Regions from separate parts of the Mus musculus genome. Here region 2 is linked to region 1. Evidence: chromatin loops called from intact Hi-C (ENCODE). Cell type or tissue: left cerebral cortex. All regions are shown on one strand. Each heading gives the region's core, and the rest is flanking DNA. Links, peaks and the distances in the headings are about the cores only.

What was found. A loop is a pair of places that touch in the nucleus more often than their neighbours do. Peaks named below come from ENCODE experiments on the same cell type or tissue, not always from the same donor. Only the 100,000 strongest peaks of a DNase experiment are listed, where the experiment ranks them.
Region 2: it touches region 1 in a loop (2.0-fold over the local background); 2 of 42 quality-filtered maps call a loop at or near these places.

Annotation. Positions count from the first base shown.
Region 1 is chr14:114,542,457-114,545,379 of GRCm38, forward strand. No RefSeq gene overlaps it. Among named protein-coding and RNA genes, the nearest start is that of 4930524C18Rik, 290 kb to the right of the region's middle. In left cerebral cortex, for the core only: no CTCF peak of the experiment used is centred there; a DNase peak (open chromatin) is centred at 1,713.
Region 2 is chr14:114,135,278-114,138,200 of GRCm38, forward strand. No RefSeq gene overlaps it. Among named protein-coding and RNA genes, the nearest start is that of 4930524C18Rik, 700 kb to the right of the region's middle. In left cerebral cortex, for the core only: no CTCF peak of the experiment used is centred there; a DNase peak (open chromatin) is centred at 1,279.

The sequences.
Region 1 (2,923 bases), core at 222-2,721:
AAAATTTATACTTTACATAGACCACATCTGATGCACTCATGCATATTATTTTCCTTTTGAAAGCATCTTACTGTGACTAAACCACCCATCAAAGAAAACACATGGTGGGACTTCTGTTTCTAGCAGCATATGTAGCAGAGGATGGCCTAGTAGGCCATCAATGGGAGGAGAGGCCCTTGGTCTTGCAAAGATTCTATGCCCCAGGAAGTAATAGTAGTTCCTGGCTAGGGCCAGGAAGTAGGAGTGGGTGGGTTAGGGAGCAGGCAGAAGGGAGAGGGGATAGGGGATTTTTGGAGAGGAAACTAGGAAAGGGGATAACATTTGAAATGTAAACAAAGAAAATATCTAATAAAAAAAAAGAAAAAGAAATCATCTTACTGACCCCACAATTTCTTCTCCACGTTAATTGATTCTAAGACTAACCGTAAGGGCACATTATACAATCTTTTAAAACTTTTCTTTTTGATCATAGAAACCATCTCAGTGTCTGGTGTACTTGTGTGGCTGCTTCTTCCCTCACAACAAATAATTCCCTGTATGCCTGCAGTCCTGTGGCTAGATGACAGAATTTTGTATACGATAGAAATTCAGTAAATATGTGAAATAAATTGATCACACCATTCTGTTGTGTAATGTCTTAGGATAGCTCTCTATTGCCTTCTGCATTTGACTTATTAAAGCTAACAAAGGCCTCTGCATCTCTCCAGGCCAGTGTTGTGGGCTTCCTCCCAGTCATCACTTCACACTTCCTGAAACCCATCGACAGAGAACAAGTCAATTGTCTTGCACTTTCGCACTCTGTTTTGTTCATGCTGTTTTAATCTGTCTTGAATATCTGCTTTCTTATTTTTTCTTCTGACCTGGCCAGTTTCTTCAAATGCCAAGGCCAAAAACAGCTACCAATTCCCTTCTACCTTGTTTGCTAAATATGTTTTCCCCCATTTATTGGCAGTAGCCCTTTGTATATCTATTTTGAAAGATCACATGGATTTAAAGTTGACCCATGACTTGCTATAGGCACAAGAGAAAGAAGAAGGAAGAGTATTTTTCTTTCTAAGTGTGTTATTTTATTGAAGTAAAATCCATAAAGGATCTTTTTCTAGACACTTTCAGGATGTCTCTGTTGGACAAAGCAGTGTGAAGAGCACAAATCTCAAATTCAGGTGACAATTCTGTCCCCATCTTACTTCCTCTCTAGCTGTGACTCCTGGGTAATGTACACAGTGTTTAAAAGAATTCCCTACCACACTGATCAGTTCCATCATACCTCAAGCCTTAACTCATTTGTTGTAGGCTTAGATTTCTCAATCCCTACTTTTATTGAGGGTTCTTAAATGCCTTAACCTCCCTTCTAGCCCATCACCCACCAGGAGTGGAAAGAAAAGGTTAATAGGACAAAGGAGGATGTGAACATAGTTAGAAATAGTACTTTAGCATGAATCCAAACTGCATTGTCAGGATATCTGTAGTTCGGCAGCTAGATCCTCTCATAATCCTCATTCACCAGTCATTAATGGTAGTTTGTACCCGAAGAAACCTTGAGGTTCTGTCAATAGGGCCAAGTCTGCAGAAGTGGCAAGAAGCTGCCAGAACAGAACCAGAAGTTCTTTGGCTCATTTCTCACTATGAAGTCACACCAAAGATACCTAGCAAAGAATGTCAAGGCAAAGCTATGCCAGAGCCCCATCACTGTCTGTTGAGTTATATTTATACCTTTCCTAAACATCACGGGTTCTCAGGTTCCCTCAAGCTTCCACTCTAGCAAAACATCACATGCTCTTTTTTCCAGGCTGCTTCCAGAAAAACTTCACATGTCTCTCCTCACTGAAACATGTGTCTGCTTAGGCAAAACATCTTCTTATAAGACAGATTCTAGAAAAAAAAATCACATAACACAACAAGCATCCAAAGAAACAAGAAATTTTCACTTCAATCTGTCATCTCCAAAGGGTAACAGTGGAAATTATAAAGTGCCAGTTTCTTTATTGAAAGAAGTGATCAAGTATGCAACCCATTTTTAGTCATATTCCAATAGATCCTTCTTAAGAATCGCTATGGCTGTCTCTTCTGTTGTTAGATGCACACACACACACACACACACACACACACACACACACACACAAATGTAATTTAGAACTCACACTGAAGTCAGATGGCAAATCACAGCTGTGCCACAGAAAATGGACAATTTATTTAACCTGTCTGCACCTTAAATGTTGCATGAACTCATTCAGAGGATTAAGAAACCAATATGAATAAGGTATTTGGAGCAGCCTCTAGCACACAAGACTTCTAAAATATTAATTACCCATTATTATTCTTATATTTTAGTTTAAATTACTATCACTTATTTCATTATATTATGTTAAGAGACATATTCCATATGCAATTTTTATAAAACCATAACTCAAAATCACTGAAAGAAAGGGATTATACCCTGGGAAAGAAGGATAATAAAATATAAGAGGGATTTGCTGCCCATTCTTCCATAATACAGGATTCACCATTTTTCATCTGCTTCCTTCCCTTTTGGGGTTTAATATTAGCTTGTGTTGTGTTGGGAGTTTAATTACCAACTGAGCTAGAATCACCAGAGAAGACAGCCTCAAGTGTAGAACTATCTAGATCAGGTTGTCCAACAAGAATGTCTGTTAAGCACTGGCTTGATTCACACAGACCATTGCAAGTGGCAGATTTGACCCAGCAGAAGAGCACAGAAGAAAGCTGGATGAAAGCAAGCAAGCAAGGATTAATATTTCTATTCTCTCTCTTCTCTTGGTCCTGGGTATTAATCCTTTAAGCTCCTGTTTAACTTTAAGATTGTGGGCTATACCTTGGAATTGTGAGCTATACCTAAGCTGAATAACTTATCTCTCTCATTAAGTTGCTTTAGGGCAAAGTGTTTTATCACCGTTAAGAGAAA
Region 2 (2,923 bases), core at 290-2,789, 410 kb before region 1:
TACAGCTTGCAAGATGATTTTTTTCTCTGTTGGGGAAGGGGATATTGCAAGAGCAGGTATGAGAAGACCAGGAGATAAGTGACACTGAGGTAGACGATATGAAATTCACAAAGGACCAGTAAAGAGTCTTTTTGTAAAAGAATAAAAAGTAAAGAAAAAGAAATTGAGACCTAATAAGACTGTGAAGATGACAAAGACCCCTTCAGGAAACTTCTAGGTTTTCTATTAGTAGTATCTGTATGGCTTACTCCTCTTTTGCTATTTTAAAACACCCTGACAAAATCAACTCAAGGCAAAGGATGCTGTTATTTTTATTAGTTTTTTAAATCACAATTCAAAGTTTCACCCATCATAATGGGAATAGGTAGGCAGGGGTGCTGACATAAGCTTTTAATTCCTGAAATTGGACAGAAGCTAAAGACAGGTAGATCTCTGTGAGTTTCAGGCCAGCCTGGTCCACAGAGGAATTTACAAGACAGCCAGCAATTCTCAAACCAAACAAAACAAAGCAAAACAAACAAACAAAGAAAACAATAAATCAAAACAAAATCTAAGCCAAAATCAAAAAAAAAAAAAAAAAAAAAAAAAAAGGAAACAAAACCAAACAATGAGAAAAGTTCAGTATCCTCAGTAAAGAGGAGGTAGACTGATTCTTGTGACTGATTCGTGTACTCAGCTCTCTCTGTCTTCTTCAGACAGGCTAGGACCCAAACCCAAAGAATGACCCCAGACAAGATCAGTCTTCCCACTCAATAATAGAGTCAAGGTATCTGTCATAGACGTTCTCACAGGTGTGAGATGGAGTTTCTGAGATTATCCTCCAGAGGATTCTGCATTCAGTAGATTCTAGGTCCCATAGACCAAAATAAGGCATAAAAGAAAATCTGTTTAAAATGTCTTCCAGTTCAAGTTGCCAAGTGTGATGATATAAATGTGGTAATTAGGGTGTGCAATGGAAAAACGACTGTGCCATCTACTGAGAGAATTAGCTAACTTCAGGTCACCAGCAGGCATTGCTCCAATGCCTATTCAAGATGAATTCCAAGCCATGTTGGCTTTGTTTGTTTGTTTGTTTTTGTTGTTGCTGTTTTCCATAGCTCATGGTTGGTGTAGGGTCTGTAAGAGACCGTGAGCAGAGGATACTGTCATGTGCAAAGTTGTCAGTAAGTCTCTCAGGATACACAGGAAAGTGGAAACCCATTTTCACACAAGCATCACATTGCTTGGCCTTGCTTTTATTATGAGTCATTTGACTCTTAAAGAGAAAAGGATGTGGGAGAGTGGTCACAGCCACTGTTACCTTAGTTACCTAAAGGGGACAGCTCAAGAAAGCAAGCTGTATTTAGAATTGTGTAGGTGGGTGATTATCTCTACCATTGAAAAGTGAGCTTAAATTAAGCATTAGCCAACTGTAAGAACAGACGCCTACACCTACCGAGAATGTCATCAAGAAGCAATAGATGATACCCAGGAGAGAAACTGGTCATCCAAAAGTTGGTTGTCTTGTCTTGTCTTGTCTTGTCTTGTCTTGTCTTGTCTTGTCTTGTCTTGTCTTGTCTTGTTTCTTTTCTTTTCTTTTCTTTTCTTTTCTTTTCTTTTCTTTTCTTTTCTTTTCTTTTCTTTTTTCTCTTCTCTTTTCTTTTTCCTCCCTCCCTCCCTCCCTTCCTTCCTTCCTTCCTTCCTTCCTTCCTTCCTTCCTTCCTTCCTTCCTTCTTCCTTCCTTCCTTCCTTCCTTCCTTCCTTCCTTTCTTTCTTTCTTTCTTTCTTCCTTCCTTCCTTCCTTTCTTTCTCTCTTCCTCCCTTCCTTTTTTGCTTTCTCTCTTTTGTTTTTTCTTGCTTGATTTTTTATTAATTTATTATTTTATGTGCATGTACAGGATACATGACTAAACATATTTATACAAGTGTGCACACACATTTGTGGCAATGTATGCATATATGTGTGTACATAATGGCCAGAGATTAATATCAGGTGGCTTTCATTTTTTTTCTGTCTTAATTTTTGAGACAGGATTTCCCACAAAGAGAAATCCCTGATTTAGATAGACTGTTTGGTGAATGATAACCCAGTATAAACCTGTCTTTGCTTATTTATCTCTGGGAATATGCCACCACATCTGACTTTGTATGTGGGTGCTAGAAATCTGAACTCATGTCTTTGTGCTAAACATAGAAGCTTAGCAGTGCATTTGCTTCCTGAGACCTGGCTCACTGATATACAACATTTCGTTTTCTAGTTATGATAGGAATTGTATACCATTGAATCTCAAAAATATGGCTGTTTAAAATGACATAAACAATTCCAAGTTCACTTGGTATTCCAACATCCCAAGTTAGATAGGGAAAATCTCACAAGCCACATGCCTAGGCAAAGAATTGCAAGCGTTAGCAATTAACAACTGCTAAGAGAGTGAGAGAAAGAAAGAGAATTTGTTTTATCCTAAGACGATACTCAATTGACTATCCAAATCCAAGTAGTCAGCCCTTGAAAGCTATATATGCAGACAACAATAAAGAAGGTCAGTATGTTTTATTTATACATTTTCATAACATATTGCATATTTATATTATATATAATATTTATGACAATAATTATTAGAAGAAGCAGAAAAATTTGGGGAAACCTGGCATGTGAGGGGTAAGAGGAAAGAAAGGGAGGGGCAAGTGTTATAATTTTAATTAAATAGCAAAAGATAAGTCTCCTTACTTGTTTCTTCTTTGCATTTCTCATTGAGTTATTATTTTTATTTTCTGTGTTAAAGTGTCATTGTGTCTATAAACACTGAAATCTCATTCTGCCATCTTTGATAAAAAAAAAAAAAATCCTGCCTCATGCTTCATTCTTTTCATTAGAAGGAAACCACTTTCAGGATTTTCTCAGAATTTTCTCTTTGTTCTTATCTCCAAGGTGCTTTTTCATATT